Regions from separate parts of the Mus musculus genome. Here region 1 is linked to region 2. A link is a loop called in an ENCODE intact Hi-C map of the cell type or tissue named here. Cell type or tissue: left cerebral cortex. All regions are shown on one strand. Links, peaks and the distances in the headings refer to the core of each region. The heading gives the core; the rest is flanking DNA.

What was found. Peaks named below come from ENCODE experiments on the same cell type or tissue, not always from the same donor. Only the 100,000 strongest peaks of a DNase experiment are listed, where the experiment ranks them.
Region 1: a loop joins it to region 2, with 3 times the contacts of the local background. A loop is called at or near these places in 15 of 42 quality-filtered maps.

Annotation. Positions count from the first base shown.
Region 1 is chr10:66,806,223-66,809,137 of GRCm38, forward strand. The region is part of intron 2 of Gm40678 (a long non-coding RNA gene); the gene reads right to left. Among named protein-coding and RNA genes, the nearest start is that of Gm40678, 22 kb to the right of the region's middle. In left cerebral cortex, for the core only: a CTCF peak has its summit at 1,576 (motif pointing left); a DNase peak (open chromatin) is centred at 1,563; H3K4me3 peaks cover 401 bases; H3K27ac peaks cover 264 bases.
Region 2 is chr10:66,740,475-66,743,389 of GRCm38, forward strand. Gm31240 (a long non-coding RNA gene) reads right to left here. Exons shown (of 3, transcript XR_380501.2): 2 at 1,771-1,806; 3 at 452-1,314. It also overlaps the pseudogene Gm18777. Among named protein-coding and RNA genes, the nearest start is that of Gm31240, 3.7 kb to the right of the region's middle. In left cerebral cortex, for the core only: a CTCF peak has its summit at 1,547 (motif pointing right); a DNase peak (open chromatin) is centred at 1,537.

The DNA.
Region 1 (2,915 bases), core at 116-2,615, 66 kb after region 2:
GTCCCCCTGCAGGAGACATAGTCTGATCCCCAATTTACAGATTAAACAAACTGAAGTTTGGATCGCATACGCAACACAGCCAAATACACATGTTGAATAAATCGCTGTATGAGTTAAAGACAGATGGGAGAGGGGGTGGGTAGATAGATAGATAGATCGATAGATAGATTATAAATTGGTAGGAGGTAGATGATAAATGGAGAGATGATAGATAGATAGATAGATAGATAGATAGATAGATAGATAGATAGATAGATAGATAGATAGGTAGATAGAGACAGGCAGACTCGAGTCAGCTATGAAATAGTAACAACAAAAGAATCACATCTGAGAACTAAGAATCCAAAGGTTACTCTGTCCTTAGGCTAGTGCCTCGGAGCCCTGGTTGTCTTGCAATGGCTATCTTCTACTGGGGCAGGCCCAACAATGGGTAGTTGGACAGTCCACAAGGCTGGGTACCTCAGCATCCCAATCTGGCTCCCGAAGACAGAAGCTCCCTAGAGAACCATGATAGAAACTTGGAAATGCTGGTTCTACTATCAGAGCAGGAATCTACAGCTCAGGGGCAAGAGGGAGCCCAAGCGAGTGGAAGGGGAGAAACCCTGCGCCCACCAAGCCCTTTTCATCTAGAGAAGATCCCGCCCGCAGTCATGGTGAGTCTTCCTGCATCAATTTACCACAATAAGGACAATCCTTTGGGTTAGGCTTCCTCCCCCGTGGATTCTATTTGTGCCAAGAGTACATTAAAACCAACCACACCAACATCTCCACCGAGGTCAGCCTGGATTTCTGCTTCTACCCTCGACTTTTCTTCCTACGTGAGAGGAATGAAGCCACTACAACGCCATCATGGAACAAGTATCTACTTACTGGGTAATGGTGAAATTATTATGGTATAGTTCACTGGACCATAACTGTACCGGGCTCTAGGCATTGGCTGGAGCAGAACCTACCCTGTCTTCCTGAGGTTGACTGTCAGGCAAATGGCAGATGCATTCATTAAATGTAAGATCCAATAATCACTCTACTATTACACTGCAAAAGTGCTATGAAGGAAACAAGTTCCCTGCCGTGAGCCAAGTGTGAGTCCCAGGGCTGGCTTAGTCTCAGGGAAGGAACTATGGAGTCAGAAGCAGTGGGAGGCGCCTTGCCGGTCTGCCAGGGTCTCGGAACCGCAAAGGGCAAGCATACTTCTGGCCCACCACTCTGCATTACTGGCCCTTCTCTTCTCCCCTAATTGGCGCCTTGAAGGTGTCTCCTGCGTTTTCCCTTCACGCCCAGTGCCTGGCTATATGTTCAGCTTACCCTGGCACTGCAGCACCACAGCCACGCAGAAAAAGTCCCACGTAAAGCGACACCATTCAGAGAGAAGAATTGGCCCAAGTGATTAGGGCACGTGTTGGGTTCTATTTGGCGGGTCTGAGTCCCGAAGATTTAGAGACTATTATTTCCTGAGGAAGAGGAGGCTGGTGGAGGGGATGAACAAGCTATTATGCTGACACCAAAATTAAGGCAATGTTCTGACACTGTTCTGAACTGAGCAGCAAGCTGGGTTCCTGCCGCCCATGAGCCTTGCCTTTGCTACCATCTGCTGGTCACTATGGGAAATGCGCTATAACTCACCCAGACCTCTCTTTTTTTTTTTTTTTTTTTTTTTTTTTTTTCCATTTTTTATTAGGTATGTAACTCATTTACATTTCCAATGCTATACCAAAAGTCCCCCATATCCACCCACTCCCACTCCCCTGCCCACCCACTCCCCCTTTTTGGCCCTGGTGTTCCCCTGTACTGGGGCATATAAAGTTTGCAAGTCCAATGGGCCTCTCTTTCCAGTGATGGCCGACTAGGCCATCTTTTGATATATATGCAGCTAGAGTCAAGAGCTCCGGGGTACTGGTTAGTTCATAATGTTGTTCCACCTATAGGGTTGCAGATCCCTTTAGCTCCTTGGCTACGTTCTCTAGCTCCTCCATTGGGAGCCCTATGATCCATCCATTAGCTGACTGTGAGCATCCACTTCTGTGTTTGCTAGGCCCCGGCATAGTCTCACAAGAGACAGCTACATCTGGGTCCTTTCAATAAAATCTTGCTAGTGTATGCAATGGTGTCAGCATTTGGATGCTGATTATGGGGTGGATCCCTGGATATGGCAGTCTCTACATGGTCCATCCTTTCATCTCAGCTCCAAACTTTGTCTCTGTGACTCCTTCCATGGGTGTTTTGTTCCCAAATCTAAGGAGGGGCATAGTGTCCACACTTCAGTCTTCATTCTTCTTGAGTTTCATGTGTTTAGCAAATTATATCTTATATCTTGGGTATCCTAGGTTTGGGGCTAATATCCACTTATCAGTGAGTACATATTGTGTGAGTTTCTTTGTGAATGTGTTACCTCACTCAGGATGATGCCCTCCAGGTCCATCCATTTGGCTAGGAATTTCATAAATTCATTCTTTTTAATAGCTGAGTAGTACTCCATTGTGTAGATGTACCACATTTTCTGTATCCATTCCTCTGTTGAGGGGCATCTAGGTTCTTTCCAGCTTCTGGCTATTATAAATAAGGCTGCTATGAACATAGTGGAGCATGTGTCCTTCTTACCAGTTGGGGCATCTTCTGGATATATGCCCAGGAGAGGTATTGCTGGATCCTCCGGTAGTACTATGTCCAGTTTTCTGAGGAACCGCCAGACTGATTTCCAGAGTGGTTGTACAAGCCTGCACTCCCACCAACAATGGAGGAGTGTTCCTCTTTCTCCACATCCACGCCAGCATCTGCTGTCACCTGAATTTTTCATCTTAGCCATTCTGACTGGTGTGAGGTGGAATCTCAGGGTTGTTTTGATTTGCATTTCCCTGATGATTAAGGATGTTGAACATTTTTTCAAGTGCTTCTCTGCCATTCGGTATTCCTCAGGT
Region 2 (2,915 bases), core at 98-2,597:
CGATCCTTTCTAAGTTCTAAAAGCCCTCAAAGCCCTGAGCAGTACTATAGCTCCTCACAGCCTTCTCTTCATCACTTAATATCATCAGCATTGTTCAAGAAATTGGATTTCCTCCTGTTACCTTCTGACTTCTCCCTGGGTATGGTGGCTTGAATGTATATATATATATGGCCCCCAGGGGCTCAGAGAGCAGCACTATTAGGAGGTATGGCCTTGTGGGAGTGGGTGTGGCTTTTTTGGGAGGAAGTGCATCATGCTCAAGGCAGGCCCCAGTGTGGCACTCTCTCTTCCTGTTGTCTGCCAAGGCAGTTATAGAAGTCTCAGCTACCTTTCCAGCACCATGTAGACCTGTGTGCCACCATGCTTCCTGCCATGATGACAATGGACCTCTGAGCTGTAAGCCAGCCTAATTAAATCTTGTCCTTTATAAAAGTTGCCATGATCACATTGTCTCTTCACAGCAATAAAAACCATAACTATACTGGGTTTATTTTCACCCTTGTTCATTTTTAGGTACCTTTAAAAAAAAATAAACTCAGAAATAAGTTAAGGACAAGCCAAGTTTTTCTTAGGTCCCCAAGTATTGTGCTCCCTGGAAAAGCCTTGCTTCAATAGATGTTCCACTTAACCTCTTAACCAGGCACCTGACTAACACGTTTGTCATGACACACACTTTCTCATCCTCTCTTCTCTTGATGTTTTGTCCCATGCATTCTGGTCTACCTGAATGACTAAAGCCATGAGGTTCCACATCAGCCCAGAAATGTCTTCTCCTCTGGGCTAGCAGGAGGGGCTTCCCCTCACAAGTCAGCTTGGTGAGCTGACTTTTTACACACGGATCCTGGGGGTCTCTGGACTCTGGTCTTGATGCTTGCAGGGCCATCGCTTTGCTGACTTAACCTCCCCAGGTCCCACTCAAGGTGTTTTGAGCAAGCAGAGACTTCATTCAGGGAATTTCAGTTAACAAGATCCCCAGAAGGCCTAACAAGGCATCTGACTAGCAATGTGGCCCTCATCCCAGACTGCCACCAGTCATACAAACACTAAGTCACCTATGTCACTGAGCCCCGAGAATCAGGAAGTAGAGTCCAGAAGACCTGACCTTAATCCTTTGGAAGCTGGAGTGGACACTGGAATTCAGGTGCTGAGACCTGGCTTTCCCATGACCTTGATCCTCCAGACGCTGGAGATTGTCACAATGCACATACCCAACGTCCCCCGTTTCCATGTTTCTTGCCAGCAAGGAGGAAAAGAATGAAGCAGAAAAATGGCTTCCAGCTCCCTCCAATCTTGTATAACTTGGAACAAGAACATCTAATTCAAGAAGGAGAAAAGAAAAAAAATCAATTTCATACCCAGAGCTCCTGTTGTAAGGTAGTACTGGAAATGTAGTTTTTAGCTTTTTAACCTCTTCATAAAGGAAAGTAAAAATGGAAAGACGAGTAAAAACGTCAGAAGAATTTGCCATGTGACTTCCCCAAAGTCCTCAAAATGTATTCAGCTCTCTGGTGTGAAGCCATATGGAAATATACCACTAGAGGGAGCTCCAGGGGGGGGTCATCTTTGACCTTGCCATGAGCCACAGGAACAATTCACAGAACAAAAGCAACTTTCAGCCCTTGTAAGTTAGTGGGATCCATGAGTCTAATCACTTCCTAGAGTCCAAATGCAGCAAACCTCACATAAGACATGGTCTCAGAACCAGGGAAAGTTAAGTGTGCCCTAGGCAGGCGAGAAGTGAACATTCAAAATACAACATCTTTTCCTTACCGTGAGGTTAGGCCAAGGATCGGAAGCAGCCAGCATCTGAAATGCAAAAAGAAAACGTGCTGCTCTCTTGCATGGGGACACTCCCTACACACAAGTGTGAGGGATGTGCTCTCTGGGGAATGATGTTTCAACAAATGTAGGCCAGCCGGTGACAGCAACTCCAATCTGACCCATAAGAGAAACTGATAAGAGTATGCTGTCTTCCTTCAGCCAGGGTTTGCTGAGAAGTCAAAATCCAACCATCTGTATCCCCATGTCTGTCTGTCTGTTGCTCTCTCTCTCTCTCTCTCTCTCTCTCTCTCTCTCTCTCTCTCTCTCTCTCTGGCATTATTTTTATTCTCCAGCCACTTTCTATACTGGACCCTCCTGAACAGTTCCTTTTTCCTTACTTGGGAGAGAACTGAAGAGTCAAAAAGCAATGGGGGTGGGGGGCGATGTTTGAACTGGTCAGATGGCCTCAAAATTAAAAGCACTCGCCCTTATGACTGAGGACCGAGTTCGGTTCCCAGCACCCACATCTGGCAGCTCAGCATTGCCTCTAACTCCAGCTTCAGGGCATCTGACACCATCTTCTGAACTCTGTAGCACCCGTAATCACACATGCATACTAGTGAAAAATGAAGGTAATTCGTCTTTTTAATAACTAACCAGGGACTGGGGAGGCAGCTAGTTGTTAGAGCGCTTGCTGAAAATGTGCAAAGCTCTTGGGTTCTATTCCCCATCACCGTGGAAACTCTGCACAGTAAAATAAGCTTACTTGCAGTTCCAAGACTGGACCAGAAGTGCAAGCTCACTCTCAGATGCATAGCAAGTTCAAGGCCAGCATGAGCTCCCTAAGTCCATGGCTCAAAAATAAATAAATGAAAAAAAAAATTTAAAGCCAACAAAAGTGGATGGCAGTATGAAACCCAGTGGGCAAGTTTAAGATTGTAAGTGGCAAACAAACTTGAGAATGAGAAATTAGAAACAGAACATCTCAAAGAACAACTCTCTACTGCCTCATCAATACCCACGGATGACACCAGGAAAAATGCTCTTTTCCATTAAAGACCAAGGGGGGGGAGGGGGAAATGCCGCTGGGTTCACTGAATTGTCTGAAAGACTCAGAATCGACTTTGGCCTCGGTTCCAAAGAAAGAGGAGAGA